Linked DNA regions of Mus musculus: region 2 is linked to region 1. A link is a loop called in an ENCODE intact Hi-C map of the cell type or tissue named here. Cell type or tissue: gastrocnemius. All regions are shown on one strand. Each heading gives the region's core, and the rest is flanking DNA. Links, peaks and the distances in the headings are about the cores only. Region 1 overlaps Mm2pr (macrophage M2 polarization regulator). Region 2 has its middle 4.1 kb from the start of Gm30078.

Evidence for each region. Hi-C counts contacts between places; a loop is a spot of excess contacts. Peaks named below come from ENCODE experiments on the same cell type or tissue, not always from the same donor. Only the 100,000 strongest peaks of a DNase experiment are listed, where the experiment ranks them.
Region 2: it touches region 1 in a loop (2.7-fold over the local background); 1 of 42 quality-filtered maps calls a loop at or near these places.

What each region holds. Positions count from the first base shown.
Region 1 is chr5:149,134,741-149,139,134 of GRCm38, reverse strand. The region is part of intron 1 of Mm2pr (macrophage M2 polarization regulator); the gene reads left to right. Among named protein-coding and RNA genes, the nearest start is that of Gm42788, 7.3 kb to the left of the region's middle. In gastrocnemius, for the core only: no CTCF peak of the experiment used is centred there; a DNase peak (open chromatin) is centred at 1,977.
Region 2 is chr5:149,069,712-149,074,105 of GRCm38, reverse strand. No RefSeq gene overlaps it. Among named protein-coding and RNA genes, the nearest start is that of Gm30078, 4.1 kb to the right of the region's middle. In gastrocnemius, for the core only: a CTCF peak has its summit at 2,330 (motif pointing right); a DNase peak (open chromatin) is centred at 316.

The DNA.
Region 1 (4,394 bases), core at 319-4,318:
CGGTACTGGAGAGGAGCTGAGAGTTCTATATCTTCATCCAAAGGAAGCCAGGAACAGACTGTCTTCAGGCAGCTCGGAGGAGAGTCTCAGAGCCCACTCTCGCAGTGGCACACTTCCTCCAATAAGGCCAAAACCTTCTCCAACAAGGCTACCTACTCATAGAAGGCCACTCCCTGGACCAAGCATACTCAAACCACCACAGTGAGTTATTGGCCTAATAAGAATCACATGTGAACGGAAGCTCAGTTCTGTGATTGCTAAGTAAAACCTAGACAACCTTCCAGACCTAGACACTCCCATCTCTTAAATAAGGTGGTCAATGTGAAGATGACTGACAGCCATGCCATGGGGTACCACAGCACCTAGCAGGACTGGAACTGTGTTCTTAATAGCCATCATCCCTAGACTGGATTTGTTTGGAGGCCATGGTACTTAGTGCTTTAGTTACCCAAAGTGCTGCCTACAATTTAATTCATTGTGCAGTAGGGTTGCTACAGCCAGTCTTACTGAATGGTCTGTATTGAGTTTAGAGTTACAGACTCTTAGGCACTCAGTTTCCACCATGCAAGGCAGCGTAGAACATAGTGTTATACCCTTGGGTCCATTTCATAAGGTGCAACCATGACTATGAGAAGGGTCCGAGCACGGCCTCAAAGACTGCAGAGGATCGCCGATAAAGTTCTTATAAATATGACTTTGGGAGTGCTGTCACTAGTGACCGTGACAGTGAAGTCTCAGGGAAACCTCTTACAACACAAGGGTTGGCTCATTGCTGTCAAAACCTGCTGAGAGCCACGGCCGCTGATTGTCTCTCCAGGCACCAGGCAGAGAACAGCATGCAGCAGCATTGATCAGTTCTCCACTATTAAAAAGCCAGCTGGAGAGATGGCTCAGTGGTTAAGAGCACTGACTGCTCTTCTGAAGGTCCTGAGTTCAAATCCCAGCAACCACATGGTGGCTTACAACCATCCATAATGAGATCTGACGCCCTCTTCTGGTGTAACTGATGCTATAGTGTACTTACATATAATAATAAATAAGTCTTTAAAATTATATTAAAAACAACCGAACTTAGTTTCCACAGCTAAAATATTTTGGCCACAATACATCTGTTACTAAAATAAACTTTTGTTTTGTCTTCTTTTGTTGAGATCCTATCTCCCTGTCCGTGGTTTGGGCTGGTCTACAGCTCACTGTGGTACCCCAGGCTGGCTTCAAACTGACAGCCATCCTTCAGCCTCATCCTTCCGAATGCTGGGATTACAGTTATGAGCCACCCTATCCGGCTTTGAAATAAATTCTTTATTGAGAAACTAGATAGGTTTGTAGTTACTCATTTAATTTTTACTACCTTGTAAATTAAAGGGCATTGTTAAAAGTAGGAAAGCAGCTAATAAAACGTAACCAAGTTGTTAATAACACACTGGACACACAAAACCCGTGGGCATATCTGAGCAGTGAGACTTCTTAATCTGCAGTTGGTCAGCCTCACGCTGTTGGAACACTGCCAATGGCAACAGGAAAAAGAAGATTCTGAGTTACTTTGCTTAGAACCTAAATACAGAATTATAGAAAAAAATAATAATTCTGTTAGTGTAACAGAAGAAAATGTTTCATTTATTACTAGCCAGGAAGTATCAGTGTTAGCCAGAGAGACCCTTCCAGAAATTAAATTTGTGGGGATTTTTCTGTAAGTAGAAAACTTCTAGATACCTCTAAGCACAAGGACCGGGCCATGGAGCAGACCTTTTAATCTCACACTTAACTGTCCTTGGAATGCTGGGCTGGTAGACTCCTTGCTGATGCAGGTGCTGGCTGGTGATGCCTTTTTATCTCCCAAACTGCACAGTCAGCATCCCGGGGCCCACTCCTATGTGGCCTTGTCATTATCACATGACCCAGCCCATCTCTGCTTTGCAGAGCCAATTCCTTGTGATTGGCTAGCCTTGTGCCTTTCTGGAAACTCGTGGGCTTGGCGCTAACCCAAGAGACCAAATGCTTCCTCCCTGGTACAGTGGTCACAGGCCAAGCTCTGCTCCTGCATGCTAGCAGTCAGCCCAGGACACTGTATCAACTTCAGTTTTATTCACTTATTTATTTGCCGCTGCTAGTGACCACATGTTAGGCATGCCCTGTGGCCCCACCTGCATCTTTACATGTGGGGGCTCTGTCATCACCTCTCCAAAGATGTGTCTCTAAGATTCCCAAGTCCTTTCACAGGTGTGCTTTGTTTTTCTCGCTCACTTTCCAGAAGTAGGTCATTTATACCTCTGTTAACTGACACTGCTCTTGGGAGGTGTTTATGACTACAAACACCTGCAGAAGAATTACTCTGATTCAGAAGTTTGTGTGCGAGTCAATATCAACTCCATTTTAAGGTAGATGATATGTAGATTTGTTTCTATGAATAAAGTATCAATCCCAGCACTTGGGAGGCTGAGACAGGAGGGTCATACATGAGACCCTGGTTACAAGAAGAAAATGAAACACTGAAAAAAATTGAAAGTGTAAAAGAAAAATTAAAATGAGCTGGGCACTGGTGGCTTAGACCTTGAATCCCAGCACTTGGGAGGCAGAGGAAAGAAGGTTTCTTGTCAGTTCGAGACCAGCCTGGTCTACACAGTGAGTTCTAGGACAGCCAAAACGACATAGTGAGACCATGTCTCAAAATGAAGCAAGACAAAAGAATATAAAGTATAAACTCATGGAGGTAATTACACTGACAGGCACATACACCCAGAGACCCCCCCCCACTTCTTATTTATTTATTTATTCATTTATTTATTTATTTATTTAATGTATGTGAGTACACTATTGCTCTCTTCTGAAACACCAGAAGAGGGCATTGGATCCCATTACAGATGGTTGTGAGACACCATATGGTTGCTGGGAATTGAACTCAGGACCTCTGGAAGAACAGTCAGTGCTCTTAACCACTGAGCTATCTCTCCAGCACCCCCTACTTCACCTTCTAATCATAACCCCCATACTCACCATGATGCTGGGAGCTATCTGCAGAGTAGCGGGGAGGGCTCCCTCTAGCTAGATACTGACAGTCTCGGGAACTCAGTATGAATTAGTTCCCAATGGGTCCCAAGCGTTTCCCTGTACTGCTGAGAACCTGCCACCAGTCACCAGCCTTGGCTGCTGTTCATCCTTGATGACAAACACTGGCTCTCTGCCTCCCGTTTCTAGAGCAACATGTTTACCTCTATGCACTGAGGCCACCTCTGCCCTACAAGCCCTTGCTGGGCTGACCTAGGTCCCTACTCCACATGTCCGTTGCTCCTCGGGCTTCAGTACTGTTGCCGCTCCTCCTCCTCTGTCCTGTGGCTCATTTTGTTACTTCCTTCACAGGGGGAAGAAAGGAATTGAGGCCAGCTCTTTCCCCAGGCCTCTTTACACGTAGAAATTTGCCTCCTCTACAGGCTCCTTTCTTCCCTGTTGTCTCTCAGGGGAAGATATTTACCTCACACAGCCTTTCGCAACTCTCCAGAAACATAGTTTCACCCACTGCCACACTTCCATTCTCTGATGGGTTAATGTCTTGCCCCGCATTTCCTTCTGGCCAATCAGCCTGACTCTCCTGATGAGTGCCTGCCATTTACTGTATTGCTTCTCTTAGAAATGATGTTCCTTCCTAAGTGAGAAGGATATATGCAAACTCCATTTTGCTGTTATTGTAATTTTTCCTTTGTAAACCACGCCATGTCCCTGCTTCCTAATTAGTGCCTGCTTGAAGGTTTCACCCCCTGCAGATCCACTGTGCTCCCCCCGCAAGAGAGGGCTCTTGCTAATGTTTCCCATTTCCCAACACAAAAAAGATAACGTTTTATCATTTTCTTACTTTGCGTCTCTGCAATGTGAGACCGTGGTATCGGCCAAGGCATACACCTCTTCTGATCTCCAAAAACCCTCTTCCTTCCTCCACCTCCCTCTACCTCAATCTAGTGTTTTCCTGGAAAGCCTGGTTGGAGGTCCCTCTTTCCTCTCCTTATTCAAGAAATGCTTGCTAATGTAGACCTTGGGGCTGCAGAGGGATGTATGGAATTCCCACTGTGCCCTGCCAAAGCTCACAGGACACAAGGAAAGAGAAACAGATCCAGGAAGAAAACATAACACACAATTGCTGTCTCTGACGAGTGCTGTGAGAGCCCAGGGGAGGTGCTTCTAGCCTTGCTGTCTGGGAACACCTGACATGCAGTGCGGGCACAGGCACGTGTGTCACTGCACACTGCCTTTCTGACTCTTTCCAATGAGAGATTTTAGTGAATGAATGCCTATCTGTCTTACTCACACTCTTAACTATTTAATAATCGTCACTCACAAGCCCTTCTACAATCTGCCCCTTCCAACTGGAGATATTTTTAGCCTTTTAATAATACACGGTCTCC
Region 2 (4,394 bases), core at 167-4,166, 65 kb after region 1:
TTCTTAATAAAGTTGAAAGAAAAAAAAATATGGCTGCTCTTTTTAAAAGATAGGCAGGGTCTGTGGAGACAAACCTCCCCAAATCCATTCTTCTGCCTGAGAGACGACTGTTGATTTTCTTAGTTGCTATTTTCCCCCTGGCGTGTTGAAAGAAATGCCTTTTGGTGTTTGGAGTTGAGAGGGAAAAATACGTGTTCCCCAAAGCCATCAGCTCCAATAAATCCCAAGGACTTGGATGCTTTGGTCACCAAGTATACAAAGCAGGAGCCAGACCTGGGGGCGGGAGAAAGCTGCAACCTGGCCCCACAGCCTGGATGAGAGCCATCAGGGTTTGGATGCAGATGACACAGGGCAGCAGATTCTTTCTGGGTTCTGTGGCTGACTCGGCTCATTCTGAGTTCTACCAGCTCCAGCCTGGGAGCCCCCTCCCGCTCACCCTTCCCGTTAGGCTGGGGGATTTTTATGCATGTCTAAACTGGTTTTATCTGAGTCTGAAACCTAGGTAGAATTCTTTGAATCCAATAACATATTTTAAATTCAAAGTGAATATTCTACCCAAGAAAAGCAGCGCATTTAGGGAGTTTATGGTTTTTGGTTTTTTTAAAAAAATATCTGATATGCAGGAAAAACTGTATTTTATCCTCAGAAACCATTGCTGTTGCTGCACATATGACATCATGTAGAAAGCTATTGTGGGGCATGCTGTTATTCTAGAATTTGGGGGTTCGAGGCCAGTCTCAGCTACATACAGGCCTCAGAACCAGCCGAGGCTATACAGTGATGCCTTGCCTCAAAGCACCAAGAACTGAGGGACTGGAGAGAAGGCTCGGCTGCTAAGAGCGCTGGCTGCTTTCACAAAGGACCCAGGTTCAGTTCCCAGCAGCACGTGGTGGCTCACAACCACCTCTAACTCCAGCTCCAGGGGATCCAATGCTCTCTCCTGACTACACTGGGTCGCAGACAGGCAGAGTCGTGTCAGCAAATGCTCATACACGTAGAATTAAACAAATCTGCTTTTGGAAAAAAAATTAAGGGGTGGACAGTTGGCTCGACTCTGAAGAGCACCTGCTGCTCTTGCGGAGGACCAGGGTTCCATTCCCAGAGACCACCTGTTGGCTCTCAGCCATCTGTGACTCCAACCCCAGAAGATCTGATGGACTTTTTGTTTGTTTGTTTGTTTGTTTTGGGTTTTTGGGATAAGGTTTCTCTGTGTAGCCCTGGCCTGATGCCCCCTTATGACCTCCATGGACAGCAGCCACATACGGGGTGTGTGTGTGTGTGTGTGTGTGTGTGTGTATACACACATACACACACACACACATATATATATATATATATATATATATATATATATATATATATATATATATATACACACACACACACATATATATACACACACACATATACATATATATATATATATATATATATATATACATACACACATACATATATACACAGACACACACATACATACACACAACATTCAGGCAAAATGCTCATGGCTATAAAATATTAAATAATACATCTAAGTTTTTTATTAAATTTTTTTAAAATTAAAAGACAAACCCAAGAATTCAGTGACAGCACTTGACCATCACATGTAAAGTCCTGAGTTCACTCTCCAGCATGGAAAAGGAGCCTGCTGTTGCTGTTTGGAATGTAAAGAGTTCTAATAAGATACATGAAAGGACCCAAATGCGTTCACAAACTTATAAACGAGAACATTCCACACAACAAAAAGTCCCTCCCCAAAGAAGGAAGGAAGGAAGGAAGGAAAGAAAGAAAGAAAGAAAGAAAGAAAGAAAGAAAGAAAGAAAGAAAGAAATTAAAGCAACAGTTTGTAAAGACACTGCTCCAGATCGTTTGGAGAGAAACCAACTTGATAAAATTCACCTCTGTGCAGTTGCTGACAACAACTGTTCTCAACCTGCAAAAGTTAAGGCACAAAGCTATGTTTTGTTCCATGTCCCTACAACCATTGATAGTCCATGAAGAGAAGGGAATTCTAGACATATTTGTTGATTTTCACTTGTCTCTTGATTTTCATATTTCAATTTTTGTTTATGTTAATTCGATGTCTTTTGTCTTCTTGTAGACCTAATTTTTTTTAAAGATTTATTTATTTCATTTATACACTTAGCTGTCCTCAGACACACCAGAAGAGGGCATCGGATCCCATTACAGATAGCTGTGAGCCATCATGTGGTTGCTGGGAGTTGAACCCAGGACCTCTGGAAGAGCAGCCATTGCTCTTAACTGCTGAGCCATCTCTCCAGCCCCTGTAGACCTAATTTTTAAGCTCTGTTTTCTACATTTGTGTGCCTGGTGGTATGTTCATATCCCTGCAGTTGCCTGAGGAGGCCAGGAGAGGGCATCAGATCTGCCAGAACTAGAGCTAACAGGTGATTGTAAGCCGCCATGTGTGTGCTGAGACTAGAACCCAGATCCTTTAAAGATCAGTGGATTGCCAGGCAGTGGCGGAGAATGCTGCCTTTAATCCCAGCACTGAGGAGGCAGAGGCAGGCGGATCTCTGTGAGTTTGAGGACCGCCTGATCTACAGAGTGTGTTTCAGGGCAACAAAGGCTACAGAGAGACACCCTGTCCCCCCAAAAAAGAAAACGAAAGCAAACAAACAAAAAACAAACCAAATTGAAGATCAAGCAATGCAATGGGTTGTCACAACAAAACAGTTAAAAATCACTTTTACTGTCATTAGTAGCTATTGTAAAGAGAGCCAGATCTGGTGGCACATGCCTTTAATCTTAGCACATGGATGACAGAGGCATTCTACCGGCCATACCACCCCGAATGTACCCAATCTCGTCTGATCTCGGAGGACAGAGGCAGGTAGATTGAATTTCTTGAATGCAAGGCCAGCCTGGTCTCCCCATGAAATTCCAGGGCTTCACACGGAAAGGAAACCCTGTTTCAAAAAAGGAAGGAAGGAAGGGAGGGAGGAGGAGAAGAAGGGAAGGAGGGAGGGAGGGAGGGAGGGAGGGAGGGAGGGAGGGAGGGAGGGAGGGAGGGAGGGAACTAGAGACAAGAATACCGGCAGAACAAGCTATGTAAGATATTACTATGGGTCATAACGTGTGCAATGATAAGTTGTTATTACAAGACCCTAAGGGCCCTTGGAAAAGGGTAACCAAACATGACAGGAAATTCAAAACAAAGAGAAGGCTCACTGAGTTGACAATTGTAAAGGTCAAGGAGGGTCAAAGGGCAGATTGGACTTTAACATCCCCGGGACAGGGAAAGGATATTATAGTTCAAAGAAATACCCTGTCCAGGAACCAAAGACTGAAAAGTACCAAGTCCCCACTGGTGAAGGTTGAGGGTACAGGGGCGAGGGAAGCAAGAGAGGAGGTCTGTTGCATTATAGAGTTAGTTCTGAAGGCCTGGGGAAGGTTTTGTTGTTAATCTAAAAGCAAATGTTGTAATTAATCAAGTTTTAAAGCAGTAGGGTTATGTGTGGTAGAAAAATTATATCCGATTTTTAGAACTATTTAGTTTTTTGTCTGTTTTTTCTTTGCTAATTTATTATTATTATTATTATTATTATTATTATTATTATTATTAGACAAGGTCTTATTTTGAATCCAGGATCGTCTAGAACTCATTGTATGTAGCTCAGGCTGGCCTCTAACTCTGGAAATCCTCCTGCCTCAGCCTCCTGCGCCTGCTGGAGAATTAATCCAAGGTTTCCTGAACATTGTCAGGGCTGACAGGGCCAGAAGTATGGAACCAAGATTCTAAGCTGGGAATGTCTTATTTCAAGGGCCCTCTCTGACCACAGGGTACCCCAGGAGTCAGGCTGGAGAGCACAGACATTCAGCTGAGATTTACAGCTTGCCTGCCCTGGGGATTTTTCCTTTAAATGCTAATAAAATTGTCAAGCTTTAAAAAGAATAAAATAAAATTGAGGAAGGTCAAAGGGCTAGGAATATGGTAGAGAGGAAGAAAACTTGCTTGAGGCCCTGGGTTTAAGCCTCAATTTAAACTGGGGGAGGGTGTTTCTCTGTGTAGCTCTGTCTGTCCTGGAACTTGCTTTGCAGACCAGGCTGGCTTCCAACTCAGAGATCTGCCTGCCTCTGCCTCCCAAGTGCTGCATCTAAAGGCATGGCCACCACTGCCTGGCTCTTTAAAGATAACTTCTTGCCGGGTGGTGGTGGCGCACACCTTTAATCCCAGCACTTGGGAGGCAGAGGCAGGCGGATTTCTGAGTTTGAGGCCAGCCTGTTCTACAAAGTGAGTTCCAGGACAGCCAGGACTACACAGAGAAACCCTGTCTCGAAACAAACAAACAAACAAACAAACAAACAAAAAAGATAACTTCTTTATAACCTCTTTTTACCTTGTTTTGAGGCAAGGTCACACACACCCGAGG